Linked DNA regions of Homo sapiens: region 2 is linked to region 1. A link is a loop called in an ENCODE intact Hi-C map of the cell type or tissue named here. Cell type or tissue: B cell. All regions are shown on one strand. Links, peaks and the distances in the headings refer to the core of each region. The heading gives the core; the rest is flanking DNA. Region 1 overlaps KLHL18 (kelch like family member 18). Region 2 overlaps SETD2 (SET domain containing 2, histone lysine methyltransferase).

Region 1 (16,633 bases), core at 4,642-12,641:
ATATATGTATATGTGTGTATATATACATATATACGTATATATGTATATGTGTGTGTATATATACATATATACGTATATATGTATATGTGTGTGTATATATACATATATACGTATATATGTATATGTGTGTGTATATATACATATATACGTATATATGTATATGTGTGTGTATATATACATATATACATATATATGTGTGTATATATATACATATATATATTTTTAAACATAGCCAGGTGCACACTAGCATGCCTATAGTCTCAACTACTCAGGAGACTGAGGCAGGAGGATTGCTTGAGCTCAGGAATTCAAGTCCAGCCTGGGGGACAGAGTAAGACCCCATCTCTAAAAACAAAAGAACTAGAAGACAATGGAGCAATACTTTCAAAATTTTGACAGGAAAAAAGTCTAAACTTTGAATTTTTTAACCAACTAAATTATTATCTAAGCTTGAGGGTAGTAAAGACATTTTCAGACATTGTACATAGACCCCTTCTTATGAGGCTCTACTAGAAGACACATTTTTATTTGTTTGAGATGGAATCTCGTTCTTCTTGCCCAGGCTGAGTGCAGTGGTACGGTGTCTGCTCACCGCAACCTCCGCCTCCCAGGTTCAAGTGATTCTTCTGCCTCAGCACCTCGGGTAGCTGGAATTACAGGTGTCTGCCACCACGCTGGGCTAATTTTTTGCATTTTTAGTAGAGACGGGGTTTCACCATGTTGGCCAGGCTGGTCTCGAACCCCTGACCTCAGGTGATCCACCCGCCTCAGGCTCCCAAAGTGCTGAGATTACAGGTGTGAGCCACCATGCCCAGCCTAAAAGACACTTTCTACCAGAACAAGTGAATAAATAAGAAAGAGGACTACGTGGGGTTCAGGAAACGGGGGTGTTAGTATAGGTGAGGGAAACAGAATTCCCAGGAAGAGTTCCAGTAGATAATGTCTCAAGAAACAGACAACTTAAAACAAACAACTGATAGAGTACCTGACTGAATATATTAACCAGAGTTTTATGCTCTAGGGAAAAGAAAAATTATACAAAAAGGAAATATATACTGACAGTATACAGCATGGCTTGGCTACAAATAATATTTACATAGACTTAATGCAACTCTTCATATTAATTTAACCAAAATTTGACCTAATTATATTGGAAAGATAGGGAGAGTGTAGGGGATAGTACATGAAGAAAGGTATCAGGACAAATTCTTAATCTTCCATAATAGGAATTAGATTAGTAATATAATAGTTATCTTTTGCCGCATAACAAACTACCCCAAAATTTGTGACTTTTTTGTTTTTGAGACTCCATCCCAGGCAGGAGTGCAGTGGCACGATCTTGGCTCACTGCAGCCTCTGCCTCCCAGGTTCAAGCGACTCTCCTGCCCCAGTGACCCAAGTAGCTGGGATTACAGGCATGCGCCCACTAATTTTTGTATTTATTGTAGAGACAGGGTTTCATCATGTTGCCCAGGCTGCTCTCAAACTCCTGATCCACCCTCAAGCAATCCACCTTCCTTGGCCTCCCAAAGTGCTGGGATTACAGGCATGAGCCACCCTGCGTCCGGCCCAAAATTTAGTGACTTAAAACAAGTATTTATTATCTCACAGTTTCTGCTGGCCAGGAGTTCAGAAGCAGCTTAGACATTTCTCACAAAGTTGCTGTCATCTGAAGGCTTGGCTGGAGCTGGAGGATGCTCTTCCAAGCTCACTCAGGTAGCTGTAGAAGTCTTCAGTCTTCTTCATATGGGCCTCTCTTAAGGATATGTTATTTAGCTTCTCTTAGAGCAAGTGATCCAGAAGAAGAGGGTAAGAGGAATTTCAGTGCCTTTTATGACCTAGCTTTGAATGTGACATACCATCGTCACTTCTGCTATATTCTGTTGGTCACATAGACCAACCCTGACATGTTGTGGGAGGGGACTGCACAAGGGTGTAAATACCAAGAGTGAGCATTTACTGGGAGCTATTTAGAGGTTGGGTACCACAGGGAATAACTCAAAGTGAAAAGTCAACAAGTAATATGTAAGCACATATTATTTAGAAAGATGGAGAAAAGTCCTAGAAGCAAGAGGTTGCCCCTGGGAGTAGGAATCGCGGGCAAGGAATCAAGAAAACAGAGACTGCTAGTTGTTGTTTTTTCTTTTGTAATAAACCTCATAGAACAACTCTAAGAAATTTGAGCAGAGGCTGGGTGCGGTGGCTCACGCCTGTTTAATCCAATGATTCGATCTTCCAACCTCAATCCTTGGATAAATATGACACAAAGAGATGACCATCAGATAGTGAGATTCCCTGGCTTTTCACTAATGTGGAACCTGATAAAAAGGAAAAAAGGACTGTTTTGCTCTTCCTGGAGAATAGAAAGTTCTTAAGTGGAAATGTTTATATAGCTTGGAGCTATAAATGGCTTATTGAAGGGAAGAGCCTTTTGGCAGATAGTTGGAAAACACTTTATAGAATTCCTCAGGCTAAGGGTGTGTCAGTGAGGATTTGACACTCATTGGAGGAAGAGTTGGCCTCTGTCCCTGCTAGCCATACAGAGCAGCAGCCAGTCCACAACACCAGTGTATCTCCTCATGCCCCTGCCTCCGGCCCAGTCACTACATATTTACTCTTCTTGAGGAGCATACTGTTAGGAGCACCAGCATTCTTGGACCATTTGTCTAGTCCATCTGCCTGAGGTTGGGATAAAGTGTTACAGGAATCAGGTATTTGAGTTGGTGGAGTAGCTGAAAGGGGTGCATTGGAGACTACCATATAAGTAAAAACGATTACATGAAACCATTCAGGCTTAAATTTTTTAGCTGTTTTAACGCTTCATTAAAATGTATTGTTTACATTCTTCTACTGTAACTGAGTATATTGCATTTAAAATACTTCAGGGTCATCATGCTAAGCCTTGGCCTCCATGCCCTGGGATGCCTTCACCGCCTTTGCAGTGGGCAGTGGGGTATGCTGTGGAGCCGGGCGGAGGGGCAGGGTGGGTTTTTTTGTTTGTTTGTTTTTGTTTTGCATTCCTCAATATCTGTCTTTGTATTTTACTTTGCCCACAGATTGGGGACCACAAATTCAGTGCCCACCGGATTGTCTTAGCAGCCTCGATCCCGTATTTCCATGCTATGTTTACAAATGACATGATGGAGTGCAAGCAGGATGAGATTGTAATGCAAGGAATGGACCCAAGGTACTGAATCCCACCATTAGGTTTCGCAGGCTGCTTTCCAAGTGCAGTTTCAGCCTGTGCACGGTTCCGTTGAGGACCTGCAGCAGGACACAGTGTCTAATAGCCTAGCTCTACACAAATAATAAGTGATTAATAAGCAGATTAGAACCTGGGCCAGTGGTCTGAGATAGGGTTAAAATGAAGGGAGTTTTGATGGGGCTGTTTTTACCTTACTATAAGAGAAATACATTTAATAGGACCTAGACTCCATGATTTTTTTTTTTTTTTTTGACTGGGGCTGGGTTTAAGAGTGGTGGTATATTATTCTCTGCACTTTTCTGGGCTAGTCATTTTAGCTGACAAAACAGTTCTTCAAATAAGTGTCTTCATTTACATCCCTTCTTATCAGTCTAGAACAGTGTTGTCCACTGGAGGTTTCTGCAGTGATGCAAATGTTCTTTCTATTTGTATTGCCCAAAATGGTAGCCACTAGACACAGATGGCTATTGAGCACTCGAAATACGACTAGTGGGACTGAAGAACTGAATTTTAAATTTTGTTTAATTTTAATCAATTTAATTTTAAAGTTAAATAGTCACATGTGGCTAATGGCTACTATATTAGACAACACAGGTTTAGAAGGTGGCAGATCTTATGGTTATTTCATGGTTCAGAAAATTGAAGCTCAAGGAGATCAAGCCCAAGGTTATCCCCTTAGCTGGTAGTCAGTTATTGCCCAACCTCTTAATCTGACAGTGGTGACAACTAGGGGGAAAAGAGCTAGGAGACTGTGTGTTACCCTCTAGATGATCAAAGTGCCCCAATACCGGAAGAGGATTTATATACCCATGGCAAGGTAGAAATCTCAGGTCAGGCCAGGCAAGGTGGCTCACACCTGAAATCCAAACAATTTGGGAGGTCAAGGCGGGAGGATTGCTTGAGGCTAGGAGTTCAAGACCAGCCTGGACAACATAAACCACATCTTTATAAAAAAAAATTGTTTTTAATTAGCTGGGCATGGTGGTGCACACCTGTAGTCTCAGCTACTTAGAAAGCTGAGGTAGGAGGTGAGCCGAGGAAGTCAAGGCTGCCGCGAGCTGTGATCACACCACTACACTCCAGCCTGGGCAACAGAGTGAGACCTTGACTCTTGAAAAAGAAAGAAAGAAATCTTAGGCCAGTTACTTATGAGGAAAGACGTAGAAGTAAGGTGTCCAAGGGCAGTTGTGCCCTCCTATTCTCTGAGGTGTGTGTCTGAAGGAGGCATGCTCGTCCCATGAATAGTCCAGGGGCTTCATTTAACAGAGATTGCCTGAACATCCATGATGAGCACAGCTCTATCAAATATCTGAGGTATAGCAGTGAGAAAACAGCACCTCTTCTCATTCTGCCAACCTTTTTTTTGGGGGGAGTGGAGGGGGAGGCAATGGAGTCTCACTCTTGGCACCCAGGCTGGAGTGCAGTGGTGTGATCTGGGCTCACTGCAACCTCCACCTCCCAGGTTCAAGCAGTTCTACTGCCTCAGCCTCCCATGAGTAGCTAGGATTACAGGCACCTGCCGTTTTTTTTTTTTGTTTTGTTTTGTTTTGTTTTTTTTTTTTTGAGATGGAATCTCACTCTGTCGCCCAGGCTAGAATGCAATGACATGATCTCTGTTCACTGCAACAACCTCCGCCTCTTGGATTCAAGCGATTCTTCTCCCTCAGCCTCTCAAGTAGCTGGGACTACAGGCTCATGCCACCACGCCCGGCTAATTTTTGTATTTTTAGTAGACACAGGGTTTTGCCATGTTGGTTAGGCTGGTCTCGAGCTCCTGACCTCAGGTGATCCGCCCGCCTCGGCCTCTTAAAGTGCTGGGATTACAGGCGTGAGCCACTGCGCCCGGCTTCTGCCAGCTTTCTAGTAGTGATTTGGCAGTCACCAAATACATGCATGGTATGGCTAAGAGTGAAAGTGATATGAGAAAAGTAAAGCAGAGTAAAGGCTAGTGAAGGATGGTGGAGTCTGTGCTATTTTCAGGTGATCAGGGAAGGCACCTGTCATGGGGTGGCATTTGAGCTGAGACATCTTAATTGAAGTGAGGGAATGAGCCATCTGGGGGAAGAGCCCTCCAAACAGGGAGCAGTCATTGCAAAGGCCCTGAGGTAAGAATATGTCCAGAATGTTGGAATCAAGTAAGAAAGGGAGAAAGTGGAGGTGAGGAGGATAGATAGATGGAGAGGGACCAGAGCACATACAGCCTTATAGCTGGAATTTGGATTTCATTTTCAGTGTGAATTGAAAGCAGAAAAAATGTCAGAAATCTCATTCTAGAAATTTACCCCAAAGAAATAATTCAAAAACGTTCTAACAGCAATAAGATGGTAATGGCTATTATGCTTACCAATAAAGGAAATAAATGATAGCATATTTGCATGTTGAAATATTATATAGCAGCCACTAAAAACAATAAACATGAAGACAGTGTACCAACATGGGAAAGGCTTGATAAGTATTTTATGATTATATCCATATAATTCATGCATGTTGGCGATCAAGGACTAAAAATGAATGTAGAAAAATGACCGCTGTTGACTTTTTCAGTAGTGAAATTGTAGGTGATTGTGTTCTCTTTTTTAGAATTTTCTGTAGGGCAATGAAGACAACTTGGTAGAATGAGTTTTAGGCTGTGGTGAAGTAGTTACTCCATTAGATAGATTCTCAAAGGGCCTGGGCTAAGTAATGTCAGTTCAGTTAGGGCCTGAGTCTCCCGTGGGCCAAGACTCGTCTCTGAAAGCACCTCACAGCTTTCCCTCTTTCCTCTAGTGCCCTGGAGGCTCTGATCAACTTTGCCTACAACGGCAACCTTGCCATTGACCAGCAAAATGTCCAGTCATTGCTGATGGGGGCGAGCTTCCTGCAGCTGCAGAGCATCAAAGACGCCTGCTGCACATTCCTTCGAGAACGGTGAGGTGATGTGGTGGGCCTGGTGGAGAACATGACTATTTCATTTCTGGAATCTTCTGCCAGTTTGCTGAGTTCTTGGGACCATATATAGGTTTATGAAGGGAGTGAGCTGGAAAGGTTATTCTGCAGCACTTACATTTCTTGAAATCAGTTTGTAGCAGTGCCCACTTCTTTGAGATGAATTTTTTCAGAACATGATTTACATAGTCCAGCCTGCCCTTTCCCTTGGCTTGACATGTACATCTTCTGTTCCTCCCCCTCCGATCTCACCAGCCACTAATTTAGCTGATTTCTCACCAAACTGATTTGTGCAGTGCTCCTCTACTGTTCCATAGCCATCTCCATCTTTGTTTAGGTACTTTGCTCTCTGAATTTCTTTTCTTTTCTTTTTTTTTTTCAAGACAGGATCTTGCTCTGTCACCCAGGCTGGAGTGCAGTGGTATGATCTCGCCTCACTGCAACCTCTGCCTCCCATGTTCCAGCAATCCTCCCACCTCAGCCTCCCGAGTAGCTGGAACTACAGGCACGTGCCACCACACCTGGCTAATTTTTGTAATTTTTTTGGTAGAGATGTGGTTTTGCCATGTTGCCCAGGCTGGTCTCAAACTCTGCCCACCTTGGTCTCCCAAAGTGCTTGGATTACAGGCATAAGCCACTGCTCCCAGCCCTCTTTGAATTTCTTGACCTTCCTTTTCATACTTCAGTTATTTAAGAGCCTACCCAAATTTCACTTACTGGAATTCTCTATCCTCCTTAGTCCATTGGGAACTATCATTGTATGCACTTTTATGGTTGGGACCATGGATTATACCCCCACCTATTTCCAGTGCTTGGCAGTAGGCCTCGTGGGTCTCCTGTGACCTTCTGCCTGAGCAGTTAAGAAGGCTCTCCCTCCCCCTCAAGAGCCAGAGCTCTTAGTCATAAGGTAAAGGCCTTTTAACCAGCAGAGGCTTGGGGATGTGGGTTAGTGCTGGGCCACAGACAGGCAGGAGGACCCCAAACAGCACCCCTGTGTCTATGGTGCTTCACACACCCAGCCTTCACCTGAGCCTACTCTGATCACTAGGTATCTGGTCTGTCAGCATTCCTCCTGACTCAGATCTGCCCTCCGAACCTCATCCCCTCATGGAGCTGACCTCCCCTCCCCTATTCTCACTCCACCTATCCAGTTCAGTTAGCAGCTTATGGACCACACCCGCTGTCTGTTCATATCCTGCCCACACGGTGCTCATGGTCATCACACTGAGTACTGCTGTGTGTACAGCTAATCAAATAACCGTGGTAATGATGCCTAAGATTTAGTGGGGAGCTCATCTGCTGAACACTGGGTAAAGGGTTTCATCCTGAGGTAAGTGGTGCTGTTCGCAGTTTTATAAAGACCTTGTAGTAAGAGTAAAGCTGCGGAACCAACCTTGTCCCTGCTGTGGGATGCCTTCTGGGGCAGGCCAGAGGGTGCATATGGAGATGTGAGGAGCACACACTATCTTTCCTGCTCGTTTGTGAGCTTTTTAAGACACAGACTGGACTTAGTTCACCTCTTTTTCCCACAGAACTTGGAAAATGACTTCCTTTTTTCTTTTTCTTTCTTTCTTTTTTTTTTTTTTTTTTTTTTTTTTCTGTAAGGTAGAGCCCCAGGCTTGGAGGCCTTGGGCTTTACCACTGCTGAAATGACTCTGTGGCTAAGTAGGATTAATCCTGGAAAGGATTGTTGACGAGCCTCGAATCTTCACCAATGGACAACAGCTCCACCTAGGGGGCTTTTGAGATTGTCACTGTCAACACTGGATCCAGGCTATGTTGTAAAGTACTGTTATCTAAAAGTTGCTTAGAAAAGTGATTTTTAGGCCAGATGAGGTGGTTCATGCTGTAATCCCAGCATTTTGGGAGGCCAAGGCAGGAGGATTGCTTGAGGTTAGGATTTCCAGACCAGCCTGTATGGCAGAGCAAGACCCTGTCTCTACAAAAAAAAAATTTTTTTAATTAGTCAAGTGCAGTGGCTCACATCTATAGTCCCAGCTACTGGAGAGGCTAAGGTGGGAGAACTGCTTGAACCAGGAGCCCAAGGCTGCAGTGAGTTACAATCACCTTACTCCAGCTTGGGCAACTGAGCAAGACTCTGTCTCTAAAAACTAAAAAGAAAAAAGAAAAGTCATTTTTAGGCCAGTGCAGGTTTGCATGCACCAGTAGCATTTTAGGAATAAGTACTTACGCATAAACCTGATGTTTTGAGCCTATCTTTGACATTTTTTCATTCAGCCCTTCAGGACCCTTTCTGAGACCTAAACCTATACCTCTCCTGTTTCCTGCCACAGACTCCAGAGCCATGGCCTGCTTTCTGTTTTCTCACCAGTAGTTCCTATTATTGTCTCTGTTCCTTGGAATGATTCTCCCTGAGCCTCGCTACAGAATGTGATGGTGTCTCCCAGCTCCCCACTTCGTATGTGCCCTTGAAGGTGCATCATTTTCTTTTTTTTCTTTTTTTTTTTAAGGCGGAGCCTTGCTCTGTGAGACAGAGTGTCACTCTTGTTGCCCAGGCTGGAGTGCAGTGGCGCGATCTTGGCTCACTGCAAGCTCCGCCTCCTGTGTTCACGCCATTCTCTCGCCTCAGCCTCCCAAGTAGCTGGGACTACAGGCGCCTGCCACCACGCCTGGCTAATTTTTTGTACTTTTAGTAGAGACGGGGTTTCACCATGTTAGCCAGGATGGTCTCGATCTCCTGACCTTGTGATCCGCCCGCCTCAGCCTCCCAAAGTGCTGGGATTACAGGCGTGAGCCACCACGCCCAGCCGAGGGTGCATCATTTTCAAGATTTGATTGCCAGCGACTTGAGGAAAACCATTCTGAGCACCAGTGGAAAAGATATGTGACAGCACAGAGAAGCCACAATGCCATCAGAGTTCTTAAAGCCACAGTTCCTGAGGCTGCTCAGTCTATTACATCTTCAGCCCGCTGCTTTTTTTCCCCCTGAGGCTGGGGTTGACTTTTTCTGGTGGCCCTATTTCCGGCCTTCAAATGTATGGGCCTCCTTGCTTTTAGGCAAGCACTGGAGCTGTGTATTTTCTTGCTTTTTTTTTTTTTTGAGATGGAGTCTCACTCTGTCACCCAGGCTGGAGTGCAGTTTCGTGATCTCGGCTCACTGCCACCTCTGCCTCCCGAGCTCAAGCATTCTCCTGCCTCAGCCTCCGGAGTAGCAGGATTACAGGTGCCTGCCACCATGCCCGGCTAATTTTTGTATTTTTATTTATTTATTTATTTTTGAGACAGAGTCTTGCTCTGTCGCCCAGGCAGGAATGCAGTGGCATGATCTCAGCTCACTGCAACCACCACCTCCCAGGTTCAAGCGATTCTCCTGCCTCAGCCTCCGGAGCAGCTGGGGCTACAGGCGTGTGCCACCACACCCAGCTAATTTTTGTATTTTTAGTAGAGATGGGGTTTCACCATGTTGGCCAGGCTGGTCTTGATCTCCTGACCTCAAGTGATCTGCCCACCTCGGCCTCCCAAAGTGCTGAGATTACAGGTGTGAGTCACCACACCCAGCCTTGGAGCTGTGTATTTTCTGAAATTCTCTCAGAGGTAGATTGGTACACCAAATGCGTCAATGAACCACGTCAGTAACCTGTTTAATTCAAGTCACCGCTTCCTGCCTCTGATAAAGCATTATGTCTTATGCTGTCTTCTTGCTTCCAAAGTCAAGCTGTGTCAGCAAGGAAGAAGGTTGTGATGTGGCTAATGAAAGACGTGGGTCTCCATCAACCCTGTAGCTGTAGGTTTATTTTCCCTCATATCTCCCTCCTCCTCTTGCATGGGCCCCTTTCCTGTGTGGCCGCTCTCCTTCCTTTTCCCCCACTAATTGCCTCACAAACAGGCTCCCCACGTCCCCCATCCTCTTGGATGTAAAAGCCCAGTTCAGTTAAGAAGGTGTGTTTTGGCTGGGTACGTTGACTCACGCCTGTAATCCCAACACTCTGGGAGGCCGAGGCAGGGTGGATCACCTGAGGTCGGGAGTTCGAGACCAGCCTGGCCAACATAGTGAAACCCCATCTCTACTAAAAATACAAAAAACTTAGCTGGCTATGGTTGCAGGCACCTGTAATCCCAGCTACTCGGGAGGGTGAGGCAGGAGAATCGCTTGAACCTGGGAAGTGGAGGTTGCGGTGAGCCGAGATCGTGCCATTGCACTCCAGCCTGGGCAACAAGAGCGAAGCTACATCTCAAAAAAAAAGAAAAAAAAAAAGGAAGGTGTGTTTTGGCCGGGCGTGGTGGCTCACGCTTGTTATCCTGGCACTTTTGGAGGCCGAGGCAGGCAGATCGCCTGAGGTCAGTAGTTGGAGACCAGCCTGGCCAACATGGTGAAATGCCATCTCTACTAAAAATACAAAAATGAGCCGGCCGTGGTGGCGCACGCCTGTAATCCCAGCTACTTGGGAGGCTGAGCCAGGAGAATCACTTGAACCCAGGAGGCAGAGGTTGCAGTGAGCTGAGATCATGCCGCTGCACTCTAGCCTCGGCAACACCAGGAGACTCCGTCTCAAAAAAAACAAAAGGGAAAAAAAAAGGTGTGTTTTGTGCTCAGTATTATGCCAAGCTAATCAAAGACACCCAAAAATAAGGTACGAGAATCCTAACCTGAGAAGGAGAGTTTGGAAATGAATGCCAATGGCTACGTTGATCATTGGCTCCCATATCCTTGGACTTGATCCAGCTTCTGCCCCGTGGCATTTTGAATCCTCCTCTCAGGTTGATGTCAAAGTGTTAGGAAATAGTGAAGCACATGCTGTAGAGGCCCAGGGAAGGTTTATCTTTATATCTGCCTTATATTTGTAAAGTGCTTTAACAAGTCTCATTCAATCACTATAAGTGCTTTAGGAGAAAGGCATTTGACAGATGACTGAGCTGACATTCTGACCTTCAGCGCTGTATTCCTCAGTGGCCATGAACTTTGCCTACATCTTGCTCTCTGCTTATGTTTCTGTGCTCTTCTAAATTCACATCAGTTTCCAAAGCAATGGACAGAGCAAGCTCAGGCTGGAATGAAATAACTATGTAGAATTTTGACTAGTCATAAAGCCAGGCTCCAAGGTACCTTGCCCATTCATTCAGTCCTTGATGGGTCAACTGCTAGGGGACAATAGTGAATATTGCTAAATAAATATAACCCTGTGCCTAAAACCTTAACGTCGGGGAAAAGACATAAACCTTTCTAATGAAGAAAAGCATGCCCGGCCAATTTTTAATCTGATCAATACCATCCCTACAGAGAATCAGTCATGGAGCCAAATAAGAATCCCCCAGGGTCTGCTGCTGTCACCAAGATTTTAGAATCGCACTGGGCTCGTTTGGAATTTTCTTAGATGCAACAGTAGTAAGAAAAACAAGCTGGGCACAGTGGCTCATGCCTGTAATCCCAGCACTTTGGGAGGCCAAGGCAGGAGGATTGCTCGAGCCTAGGAGTTTGAGACCAGTCTGGGCAACATAGGGAGATGCTTTCTCTACCAAAAAACACTTTTTTTTTTTTTTTTTAATTAGCTAGGTGTGTGGTTTCAGCTACTTGGCAGGTTGAGGTAGGAGGATCACTTGAGCTCAAGAGGTCAAGGCTATCATGAGCCATAATTGCACCACTACACTACAGCCTAGGTGACAGAATAAGACCTTGTCTCAAAAAACAAAAACAACCATAATAAAAAATTAAGACAGCCATTAACTTCATACCAGGTACCATGTATCATGGCTCAGCCCTAAGAGGTGGGTAGCTGTTGTCATCATCTTCTTTCAGGTGAGCAAATTACTGACACTTGGAAGAACATAACCCACCCAAGTTGCCCCATGAGCATCAGGGCCAGGATTTATCCTGGGTTTCTCTAGCCCTGATGAGTGTAAGTCTGCCAGGCTACCGTGGGAATGTGCACAAGAGTCCTGATTTCAATCTCAGCACCACCACTTGCTTATCTCAAGGGACTGTGAGCACCATTTTTGGTTTCCCTGAGCCTGTTTTCCATCTGTGAGTGCGTTACTACTTTACAGGTTAAGAAGATTCTGGAGAATGTGTATAAAAGGCCTAGCAAAACACTTGACTCACTGATGGTAAATAAATGATAGCTGCTGCTGTTGTTTCTGCTTGTCTGAACAATTAGGCCCGTGGAGTCTCTTTCTATCTAAAACAAGAAAAAATCTCAGCATTTTGGGAGGCCGAGGCAGGTGGGTTGCTGGAGTTCAGGAGTTCAAACCTGCCTGGACAACATGGTGAATCCCTGTCTCTACCACAAAAAGTACAAAAATTAGCCAGGCATGGTGGCACCTGTAGTCCCAGCTACTTGCAGGGCTGAGGCAGGAGGATCGCTTGAGCCCAGGAAGTCAAGGGTGATGTGAGCCGTGTTCACGCTACTGCACTCCAGCCTGGGGGACAAAGTGAGACCCTGTCTCAAAAAAGAAAAAAAAGGAAAAAAAAAGACAAGTATAAGAGTTCCCATACTAAAGAAGCCATCTGTCCGTGTTGTGTTTTTTTTGTTGTTGTTTTGTTTGTTTTTTGTTTTTTGTTTTGAGACGGAGTCTTGCTCTGTCGCCCAGGCTGGAGTGCAGTGGCGCAGTCTCGGCTCACTGCAAGCTCCGCCTCCTGGGTTCACAGCATTCTCCTGCCTCAGCCTCCCAAGTAGCTGGGACTACAGGCGCCCGCCACCACACCCGGCTAATTTTTTGTATTTTTAGTAGAGACGGGGTTTCACCGTGTCAGCCAGGATGGTCTTGATCTCGTGACCTCGTGATCTGCCTGCCTCAGCCTCCCAAAGTGCTGGGATTACAGGCGTGAGCCACCGTGTCCAGCCCTGTCTGTGTTTTTTAAACTCTAATTCTGTGACTTCAGTGCCTTCCTTGTGACCAAAGTTGAGATAATGCCCTGGACACTCAACCAGGAATTTCAGTGGTGGAACGTCTCAAACAGATTTTCAGTGCCTGCACTCCTGTGATGGTTACTTCTCACCTTCTGACAGTTACTTTACAGAACTACCCAGAGAGCTCATTCCACCTGACGCACAGAGCACCAGGCCCAAAAGGCAGGGACCTTTGAGGATAATCTTTCTTCTTAATTTTATACCTTTAGAAGTTGAGTCCCAGAGAAATACAGTTTCCAACAAAGCTGAGGTTAAGAATTTGTTTTCATTCTGTGGCTCTACCCAGAACCAGCCTGAGAATGATCAAAGATAACATCCTTTCTTCCTCTAATTTTTTTTTTCTTTCCTTATGCCAAAGGCTTCACCCAAAAAACTGCCTGGGTGTGCGCCAGTTTGCTGAGACAATGATGTGTGCTGTGCTGTACGACGCTGCCAACAGCTTCATCCACCAGCACTTTGTGGAGGTGTCCATGTCAGAAGAGTTCCTGGCCCTGCCCTTGGAAGACGTGCTTGAGCTGGTGTCTCGGGATGAGCTGAATGTCAAATCTGAGGAGCAGGTATGTGAGCCCAGTAGCAGTCTGTGCAGGTGACATGAGATGCTGCTCTTTATAGTCATTGTTTTGTTTATGTATTTTTTTACAAAGTTAAGATCATGACATGTATGTGGCTGTTGTATATTATTGGGCTTGTTTTACTGTATCATGCATTTTTCATGAAAACTTTCTATGTTTTATTTATTTTTTTGAGATAATATCTTGCTCTGTCACCTAGGCTGGAGTGCAGTAGCAAGATCATAGCTTACTGCAGCCTCATCCTCCCACATCAGCCTCCCGAGTAGCTGGAACTACAGGCACATACCACCACACCCAGCTAGTTTTTGTATTTTTTGTAGAGACCGGGTTTCACCATGTTGCCCAGGCTAGTCTTGAACTACTGTCCTTAAGTGAGTTCAGCCTCCCAAAGTGCTGGGATTATAGGCGTGAGCCACCGCACCTGGCCTCCATACATTTTAGTGTCTAAATAGCATTCTGTTGATTTTTGTCAACCTACTCACCTTATTCTTGCATGTTTGGGTTATTTCCAATATTTACTATTAGAAATAATCCTCCTGTGAACCAGAAACAGCAAGCATAGATAATTTTTTTGTTGTTTTTTTGAGTCAGAGTCTCATTCTGTCACCCAAGCTGGAGTGCAGTGGTGCGATCTTGGCTCACTGCAACCTCCATCTCCCAGGTTCAAGCAATTCTCCCGCATCAACCTCCTTGAGTAGCTGGGATTACAGGCATGCACCACCATGCCAGGCTAATTTTTATACTTTCAGTAGAGACGGGGTTTCACCATGTTGGCGAGGCTGGTCTCGAATTCCTGACCTCAAGTGACCCGCCCATCTTGGCCTCCCAAAGTGCTGGGTTTACAGGCGTGAGCCACTGTGCCCGGCCTAGTATAGATAACTTTTTGAAAGAATCTTGTTCTAAGGAAGAACAGAACATTGGGGCAGCTGTGGGAGGGGTCTGTGAAATCAAGAGGGGTTGTTGTTTGTTTGTTTTTGAGAAAGAATCTTGCTCCAACGCCCAGGCAGGCTGGAGTGCAGTGGCAACAATCTCAGCTCACTGCACCTCTGCCTCCCGGGTTCAAGCAATTCTCCTGCTTCAGCCTCCCAAGTAGCTGGGATTACAGGTGCCCGCTACCATGCCTGGCTAATTTTTATATTTTTAGTAGAGATGGGGTTTCACCACGTTGGCCAGGCTGGTCTTGAACTCTGGCCTCACATGATCCTCTCACCTTGGCCTCCCAAAGTGCTGGGATTATAAGCATGAGCCATCATGCCAGGCCTTTTTTTTTTTTTTTTTTTTTTTGTGAGACAGAGTCTCACTCTGTCACCCAGGCTGGAGTGCGATGGCACAATCTCAGCTCACTGCAGCCTCAGCCTCCCAGGTTCAAGCATTTCTCCTGCCTCAGCTTCCCAAGTAGCTGGGATTACAGGTGTGCGCCATCATGCCTGGCTAACTTTTGTATTTTTAGTAGAGACGGGGTTTCACTATGTTGGCCAGGCTGTTCTCGAACTCCTGACCTCAGATGATCTGCCCACCTCGGCCTCCCAAAGTGCTGGGATTACAGGCGTGAGCCACTGCGCCAGGCCCGACCTTTTTTTTTTTTTTTTAAAGTGAGAGAAATTACAGCATATTTGACTGCTGTTGGGAGTTTTCCAGAAGAGAGGGAAGAATTGATAATATTGGAGAAATGGGAGAGCAGTTGTTGGAATGATGTTCTGGAATAAGTGAGGACAGTCTAGGGCATAAGGGTGTGCATCTTTGATAGGAGCACAAGCCATCCATATCCACAGTAGCAGGAGGGAGAGCTGGGGCACACGCCCAGGGACGGGGGACAGGTAGATTCTTACTGAAATTCTCTTCTGATTTTCTATTTTCTCACCTGAGAGTGAGGATGAGGGACGAAGGTTAGAAACTTAAGGAAGGCCGGGAGCAGTGGCTCACGCCTGTAATCCCAGCACTTTGGGAGGCCAAGGTGGGCAGATTTGTTGAGCTCAGGAGTTTGAGACCAGCCTGGGCAACATGGCAAAACCCCATCTCTACTAAAAGCACAGAAGTTAGCCAGGCCTGGTCCAGCTTAAACTCCTGGCCTGTAATCCCAGCTACTTGGGCTGAGGTGGGAGGATTGCTTGAGCTGGGAGGCAGAGGTTGAGGTGAGCTGAGATTGCGCCACTGCACTCCAGCCTGGGCGATGGGGCAAGACCCTATCTCCAAAAAAAAAGAAAGAAAGAAAGAAAAGAAAAAAGAAATTTGAGGAGGGATTAAAAGGTATGATTTATTTTCCTCTTTCCTCTAGAAAAGGGGGATGCTAGAGAGGTGAAGCGGGCTTGATAGGAGCCTGGGAGAAAAGTGGATCCTGGGCTTGGCAGCATAGACACTGTGGTTTCGAGGAAAAAGCCTCATTCCAAAAACTAGGTGTCCTGTCCCTAGCTCTTAAACTAATTAATATGACGGGGGGCGGGGGGGCAGCTCACATTTCTTTGAGTGATACATTTCATAAGGGCTGTAGGGCTTTAGAGGGAGAGGTCCTTGTGGTTGGAGCCATTAAGAAAGGCTCCTTGGAGAACATGGATCTAGAGCCAGGCCTTAAAAATAGGGGAGTGGGTTTAGATGAAGAGGAGGAGATGAGGGCATTTTAGATGAGGGGGGACAGTGTAAACAGGAGAACCAGCCCAGCCTTGCCGGAGTACAGAGAGGGTGATGGAGGGAGTTTAGAGGGAGCAGGGGTACAGGAGCAGCGGGAAGGGAAACAGGCATTTTGTTTTCACAGAAAGTAATAAGATGCCATTGATGATTTTTCACTAGGAAATCATAATCATAATGAAATTCAGGAAGCTGTTCTAGTAGCCTAGGAAGTAGAGAGAAATCAGGGATTTCAGAGACAAGTAGGAGAAAAGATTGATGGGCCCAAGGGACTGCTTCAGTATAGGAAGTGGAGGCATTGAGATTGGAGGCCTGGGGTGTGGCCTCTGGGTGGGAGGATTTGCTGCCAGAACATCCACTCTCATGACAGGTCTTTGAAGCTGCATTGGCCTGGGTCAGATACGACCGGGAGCAGAGGGGTCCCTACCTGCCTGAGCTGCTGT
Region 2 (8,000 bases), core at 1-8,000, 220 kb before region 1:
CTTTATCAGTGTCTCTCCCATTTATCCTTAGCCATTTCTTATATTCTATTACATCCTAATCTCACTGCATGGTATAATACTTCACTTTAAAGTGTGGGCTATGTCACAATGCCATAGGTCTCAACCTTGAGTGTGTATCCAAATCCCATGGAGAGTTTGTTAAAACTTGCTGAACCCATCCCTAGGGTTAAACTAAACAGCTCTGGGGTTAGGTCCCTAGAATTTACATTTCCACACTGAATACAGAGGCAGATATATGAGAATTGAACTGAATTTTATTAAGCCAGACATTAAAGAGATTTATAAAAATGTAAAGCGATGCAACTCTTTTCACTAAAAAAAAAAAAAAAATTTAAATAATCATTTTCCAAGGCCAGGCACAGTGGTTTATGTCTGTAATCCCAGTGCTTTGGGAAGTTGAGGCAGGAGGATTGCTTCAGGTCAGAAGTGAGACCAGCCTGGGCAACACAGCAAGACCCTGTCTCTACAAAAAATTTAAAAATAAGCCAGGCATGGTGGCATGTGCCTGTAGTTCCAGCACCTCAGGAGACTGAGGTGGGAGGACTGCTTGAGCCCAGCAGTTCAAGGCTGCTGTAAGCTATCATCATGCCACTGCACCCCAGGCTGGGCAACAGAGCAAGACCCTGACTCAAAAAAAAAAAAGTTATTTTTCATAATACCATGTTATTTTTATCAATAAGTAATGGGCTTACTATTGTTACAGTTAAGTCCTCACTTAAAGTCATCAACAGGTTCTTTGAAACTGCAACTTACAAAAGCAAAACAACATACAAGGAAACCAATTTTACCATAGGCTAACTGATACTAAACAATAGTTAAGTTCCTATGGCAGATTTCTGGCCACAAAACATCAACAAACTTCTAAATAAAGACCAAGATGGGCTGGGTGTAGTGGTTCATGCCTGTAATCCCAACGCTCTGGGAGGCCAATCTGGGCCAACACTCAAGTGATTCTCTGTTTTAGCCTTCGGTCTGAGCCCTTGGAGCAGCTGTAACTAGATGCATGCAAAACCATGCCCGGTTAATTTTTTTTTGTTTTTGTAGAGATGAGGTCTCACTATGTTGCCCAGGCTGGCCTCCTTTGGCTTCAAATGATTCTCCCACTTGGCCCTAATGTGGTTTTAAACAGACATTCTAAATTTCTCAGTTGTGATTTTTAATATGATTAAGTATAAGTAATTATAACCCACATAACCTATATAAGCAAAAGCACTTTGGGGCCAGGCACGGTGGCTCACACCTATAATACCAGTACTTTGGGAGGCTGAGGCACATGGATTGCTTGAGGCCAGGAGTTCAAGACCAGCCTGGCCAACATGGCAAAACCCCGTCTCTACTAAAAATACAAAAATTAGCTGGGCATGATGGTGTGTGCCTGTAGTCCCAGCTACTCAGAAGACTGAGGCACAAGAATCGCTTGAACCCGGGAGGCAGAGGTTGCAATGAGCCAAGATGGCACCACTGCACTCCAGCCCAGGTAATATAGCAAGACACTATCTCTAAAAAAAAAAAAAAAAAGGCACTCTGGGGGTCATCAATAATTTCTAAGAGTTGTAATCTAAAACACACTACGTTTATCTTTACATATATATATGTAAATTCCTCTCTCTTCCATGTTTTTATTTTCTACCTTGTCATGCAACAGTAACTTCCACGCTTTTTGAAAACAAATAGACGCTATTTATACTGCTCTGCCCCTCATTTTTGTCGCTTAATATATTTTAGAAATCAGTCGGCAGGACACGGTGGCTCATGCCTGTAATCTCAATGCTTTGGTGAGGTCAGGAGATCGAGACCAGCCTGGCCAACGTGGTGAAACCCCGTCTCTACTAAAAATACAAAAATTAGCAAGGCGTGGTGGCGGGCGCCTGTAATCCCAGCTACTCAGGAAGCTGAGGCAGGAGAATCTCTTGAACCCAGGAGGCAGGGGTTGCAGTGAGCCGAGATCTTGCCACTGCACTCCAGCCTGGGCGATAGAGCGAGACTCCGTCTCCAAAAAAAAAAAAAAAAAAAAAATCAAATCAGTATCAATGGCTCCTTCAAACCTAACAGATCTGTTTCAAGGCAAACATATCCAAGCTGCTTACCTCATCATTCTTCAGGGCCATGAAATAGTAATGGATGTTTTTGTTTCGTGCATACTCCTTCACTCGAGCTTTAAACTCTTTATGATCGAGTACCTCTCCACAATATTCTAGGACAAAGGTGTTCCTGCAAACCAAAAGGAAAAAAATAGCACTTCCTACCTAGGAGCAGTAGGGAAAACATATATGCTCAGGCAAAAATAAGGAATTTAAATAAATACTGCAATGTGGATAAATTCAGTTATTACACAAAATAAATTTCAAACACATGTCAAGTATCTAGCTTCTAACCAAGGTTACTTTTCTCCTTCACAGTACTTTTCAAAGAATGTTGATTCTAAGATGCTTTTATAATTTATACCTACTACCAAAATATATATCCTTTAACTAGATACTAAATCATTCAAGTCTGGCTTACAATATCAAAAAAAGTTATTAACAGCTGGAAAACAGCTCTGAAGAAATCAAGAGACACTGAAAAGTTAGAGGATTTTTGCTCTAAAAAAAAAAAAAAAAAAAAAAAAAAAAAAAAAGGCAGCCGGGCGCAGAGGCTCATGCCTATAATCCCAGCACTTTGGGAGGTAGAGGCGGGTGGATCACCTGAGGTCACAAGTTCGAGACCAGCCTGACCAATATGGTGAAACCCCATCTCTACTAAAAATACAAAAATTAGCCAGGTGTGGTGGCATGCACCTGTAGTCCCAGCTACTTGGGAGGCTGAGACAGGAGAATTGCTTGAACCTGGGAGGCAGAAGTTGCAGTGAGCCGAGATCGCGCCACTGCACTCCAGCCTGGGCAAGAGAGTGAGACTCCGTCTCAAAAAAAAAAAAAAAGGAAAAAGAAAAAGAAGAAGGCAACTTAAATATAGCAGCCCTTCTGCTGTCTTTACTCTCAAAGGTCTCTAAAAATGTTAAAGATCAAATCTAATTCCCTTTATGTAATGACATTCTCTTTGACGTCTCTTTAGAATGTTATCAGTAATTGTTATTTATCTTCTTCTTTGGCATCTTTCAGTTACCCTTTATCTTTGAATGTTCTTTTCTTGATTATTTACCTATTTATTCTGAACTGAAGATATTAAATTATCAGTCTTTTCCCCTTCTCTTAATTCTCTAAAAGCTCATTCTAACCAATGACTTCAACTATTAGTTCTATGTAGACAAATGTTATACTATGTTTTACTCTGAAGTTCTGACATAAAATGGCCTGCCTGAAAGTCTTTTCTTATCCCCTCAAAATAAACATACCCTAATTCTAATGAAAGAAATTTTTTTAATGTAAATCTTTTGTATTTGTTTACAACATACTGGCATAATCAATGTACTTATTAAAGGAGTTAACTTCGCCAACTGAAAAAAATTAAATCCTTTTACTTTAAAAAATAAAGCAATTAAAAACAAATGAGAAAAGAACACATATATTAAAAAGCAGAGCTCAAAAACAGGATTGGAGAAGTTTATAGTGGATGTATATATATATTTATATAGTAGTCCATCACAAACACATTTAGGTCTCAATAATAAAAATCTGATTATTCATGGGTAAACCTAGAAAGTCAAATTATTACCTCTATAACCAATATTTGAAATGTCCTTTCTAACCCCAGAAGCTTATCATCTTGCAAATAATTTAAAATGATGACAAAATTTGAGGTCCTACAATGTTGGACTCTCCACTTCCAGGATTAGTGCCCTCCCTCAAGAAAAAGAAAAGTCACTTTGGGTGGCGGGGGGGGGTGGGGGGGGGGTGGCAGGATTGCTTTGGCCCAGGAGTTCAAGACCAGCCTGAAAAACACAGGAAGACCTCATCTTGACAAACAATAAAAAATTAAAAAATTAGCCGGCCATGGTATTATGTGCCTATAGTCCACTACACCAGTTGAAAGCCTGGGGCAGGAGAATTGCTTGAGCCCTGAGTTTGAATCTACAATGAGCTACAATCACATTACTGCACTCCAGGCTAGGTGACAGAGCAAGACCCCATTGCATTAAAAAAGAAAAAAAAGCTGGGCACAGTGGCTCAAGTCTGTAATTCCAGCACTTTGGGAGGCCGAGGTGGGTAGATCACTTAAGCCTGGGAGTTTCCGACCAGCTGGGCAACATGGTGAAATCCCGTCTCTACCAAAATAAATAAATTTTAAAAAATGTTTTAAAACATTTTTTAAAAACTTAAAAAAGAGAGAAAAAGAAAAATGACATCATGGACTGCCTTGTGAATTAAATGTGGTGACTACAAAACATATATTATCCAGGATCTGGAACTGCACACATAAAAAATATTTCCAATCCCTCTTCTGCCAAAAATCTATCTTCCCTAAACTTACTCATTTAAGGCTTGATTACCTGCTTTTGAAAGGTAGTATGAAAAATAAAAATAAAGCATATTGATGTCATCTGGCATCGATATTATGCCCATTTGACAAATAAGACAGAGTTTGGATAATGTAGGTGATCTATCCAACTTCATAAAGCTCAATTACAGCCTGGGATTCAAACTCCACCTAAATAACTATTTACCTCATTATATTATAAAGATGCTTTCTTGAATTTTACTAAAATATTCAATTCTAATGATATTACTCTCAAATCACCTTATTTAGAAAAAGTTCTTAAATATCAGAGCCTGACCAGCCAGTAAATCACTCAGAGTAGAGACCCCACATCAGGAAGTTGGAAGGATATACCAACACACATGGATCTAACAGTTTGAGCTTGAGGAAGCAGCTGAGAGAAGCATCTCAAAGTCCTCAGGAATTTGGGGAATGTAGGAAGAGTGGCTAGACCCTCCAGCTGCCTGACCTCCAAAAAACTAAATGAGGCCAGTGTAAAAGTCTATCATGCAGTCCTTAAAACTCTAAGATTTAGGTTTCTTAGAGAAGCTACGTGTCTCAATTAAAAACCAAAATAAAAACAAAAACAAAGCAGAAAACATCATATTGCCTGGCATGCAGTGACTAAATCCCATGAAGGCAAAGGCAATGAGAAGTGTGATTCTTATGATTCTTATTAATCTTTTTCTAAGCCTGAAATTTGCTCCTGGCTGAATAGGGTCACTTCATTGAACTCCTTCTCCTTAAAGCCTGTTCAGGGCAACAGGGCTCTACTATGGCAGGTGGGTGGGGACAGAAATTGTCACTGTCACTGCAAAGCTATGGAAGGTTTAGGGGTTAAGGGTAACGTCTGCAACTCCCTTTAAGCTTCATCAAAAAAAGACTGATAGATAAAAAAGAGACGGGCAGACAGAGAATGTAAAATAAAGCAAACAGAACAAAATGTTAATAACTATAAAACCTAAGTGGTGCTTACATGGACACTAACTGTTCAACTCTTTCAACTTTTCTGTAAGTTTGAAACTTTTTATTAATAAAACGGGCCAGGGGTGGTGGCTCACGCCTGTAATACCAGAACTTTGGAAAGCCAAGGTGAGAGGATCACTGGAGCTTAGGAGTTCGAGACCAACCTGGGCAACACGGCAAAACCCTGTCTCTACTAAAAATACAAAAAAATTAGCAGAGTATGGTAGTGTACACCTGTAGTCCCAGCTACTGAGGAGGCTAAGGTTGGGGGATCACCTGAGCCCAGGAGGTTGAGGCAGCAGTAAGCTGTGATCGCGCCACTGCATTCAAGCCTGGGCAACACAGTGAGACCCTGTGTCGGAAAACAACAAAAAAATGTGGAGGGGAAAGATGGCTTCTAAAAAAGCCTCATTTCGGCCAGCCACGGTGGCTTACCCCTGTAATTACAGCACTTTGGGAAGCCAAGCCAGGCGGATCACCTGTAGTCAGGAGTTCGAGACCAGCTGGGCCAACATGGTGAAACCCCCTCTCTACTAAAAATAGAAAAATTAGCTGGGCATGGTGGCGCACACCTGTAATCCCAGCTACTCAGGAGGCTGAGGCAGGAGAATCACTTGAACCCGGGAAGCAGAGGTTGCAGTGAGCCGTGATCGTGCCACTGTGCTCCAGCCTGAGTGACAGAGCAAGACTCCATCTCAAAAAAAAAAAAAAAAGCCTCATTTGCCCAAATGTCCATCAACTAACAAAAGGATATACAAAATATCGTATACCCATACAAGAGAGTATTATTCAGCCATAAATAGGAATTAAGTGCTGACACATGCTGCAATACAGATGAAACCTCAAAAACATAATGCTAAGTGAAAGAAGCCAGACACAAAAGGCCACATATTGTATAATTTCATTTATACGAAATACCGAGAATAGATCAACCCACAGAAACAGACAGCAAATTAGTGGCTGCCAGGCCTGGGAGGAGGCAGGTATGAGAAGATTCTGCTTAACAGGCAGAGTTAGTTCCCTTTTCAGATGATGAAAATGTTTTGGACACAGACAAAAGTGGCAGTTGCACAAGATTATGAATGCACTAAATGGTACTGAATTGTAAACTTTAAAATGGTCAATATTATATTATGTGAATTTTACCTCAATTAAAACCCTATCTGGTATCCAATTACATTAAGTCAACCTGGACTGCCTTCTCTTCCTACAACTGGGAGATTTCCTAAAACTACAGGGGTTTTGGTAATAACCTGCTTTTTTGGTGGGGTCTGCCATGGCACTTTAACACTAACTAGTAACTTAGCTCCAAATAATTTCTCATCCTGTGTAGCTCTGACAATCTGTCCTTATTAAATGGTAATACTCTACCAGTAAACAACGCAAGAGTTTTGACTAGTTTATGAAATTCATAAACTATTGGTATTACACATCATCATGTGGCAGTTATAGGAGTAGGAAGGTATGGGAAACATGGAAACATTAAGTCCTAGTATATTTTACCAAAGCAGGGTTCTCTGTGAATAGCTGAAGAAAACGGAAGAGCTTTAGGAAATTTTAACCTGGCTTATAAACTGGAGCCATATATCCTTTCCTCCCTTCCCCAGTCTCCTTTCCCCTTAATATGAGAAGAGCACTGAGCTATCAAAGAGTGTCTGTTGCAAGTAACAGAATTTAGATCAGGTTTGAAGCTATGTGTTTTACTGCAGATACCACAAAAGACCAGCATCCAGACAGCTCATCCACTATTGTCCCTGTAAGAGAGGCTTGTGTCCAAACTGTGGTTCCTTTAAAAAAAAAAAAAAAAAAAAAAAAAAAAAAAATCTCAAGAAGGCCTGGCTGGCTAGGGCAGAATGAAAGAAGGCATCTTTGAAAATGTGCGTCTGGACTAGAACTAGTGATTTTGGAAATTCAATGGGCTGCTTTGAGAGGTATTGAGTTCTGTATCAACAGTGTTCAAAGGAAGTGTAACCAATTATTTGTTTAAAATATTATAAAGAATCCAATGAATGGATATGGGGCATATGACAATTCTGTGGGATATTTGCTTCAAATAAACAATTAAAAACCAGTTATGAGAAGCCTAGGCAACATAGTGAGGACCCCATCTCTACAAAAAATAGAAAAATAAAGTAGCTGGGCATACTGGCTCACACTTATAGTCTCAGCTACTCAGAAGGCTGAGGCAGGAGGATAAATTGAGCCTGGGAGGTCGACACTGCAGTGAGCTATGATTGCGCCAGGATACTCCAGCGAGGGTGACAGGGCAAGACCCTGTCTCAAAAAAATAAAAAACAATAAAAACCAGTTATGAGCCAGGGTGTGTTTTTACAAAACTTAGAGGAGAAGAGAAATCTATGAGGTTCCTACTAGCCCCCTTTTTGTGTAACAAAACATGTTGCTTTCTGATTGGTTCCCAAAAGGATAGATTAATATCAACATCATTTCTTATCTTCAAAGGAAAAAAAAAAAAAGAACAATTTGCTTATCAAAAGATATATGAGGATTCCTGTCATAAAACTAAATTATTGCCAAGGGGAAAACAGTGAGAAAAAAAAATTATTGTCTTTATTACCTGTGTTTTGAATTCCCACAATAAA

The links. A loop is a pair of places that touch in the nucleus more often than their neighbours do. Peaks named below come from ENCODE experiments on the same cell type or tissue, not always from the same donor. Only the 100,000 strongest peaks of a DNase experiment are listed, where the experiment ranks them.
Region 2: it touches region 1 in a loop (4-fold over the local background); 5 of 110 quality-filtered maps call a loop at or near these places.

What each region holds. Positions count from the first base shown.
Region 1 is chr3:47,316,597-47,333,229 of GRCh38, forward strand. KLHL18 (kelch like family member 18) reads left to right here. Exons shown (of 10, transcript NM_025010.5): 2 at 3,057-3,187; 3 at 5,972-6,112; 4 at 13,355-13,553; 5 at 16,561-16,633. Among named protein-coding and RNA genes, the nearest start is that of KLHL18, 42 kb to the left of the region's middle. RefSeq lists a silencer at 7,123-7,417. In B cell, for the core only: CTCF peaks have their summits at 7,875 (motif pointing left) and 8,085; DNase peaks (open chromatin) are centred at 7,145 and 7,855; H3K27ac peaks cover 655 bases.
Region 2 is chr3:47,103,889-47,111,888 of GRCh38, forward strand. SETD2 (SET domain containing 2, histone lysine methyltransferase) reads right to left here. Exons shown (of 21, transcript NM_014159.7): 6 at 2,109-2,232. Among named protein-coding and RNA genes, the nearest start is that of SETD2, 56 kb to the right of the region's middle. In B cell, for the core only: no CTCF peak of the experiment used is centred there; no DNase peak of the experiment used is centred there; H3K27ac peaks cover 446 bases.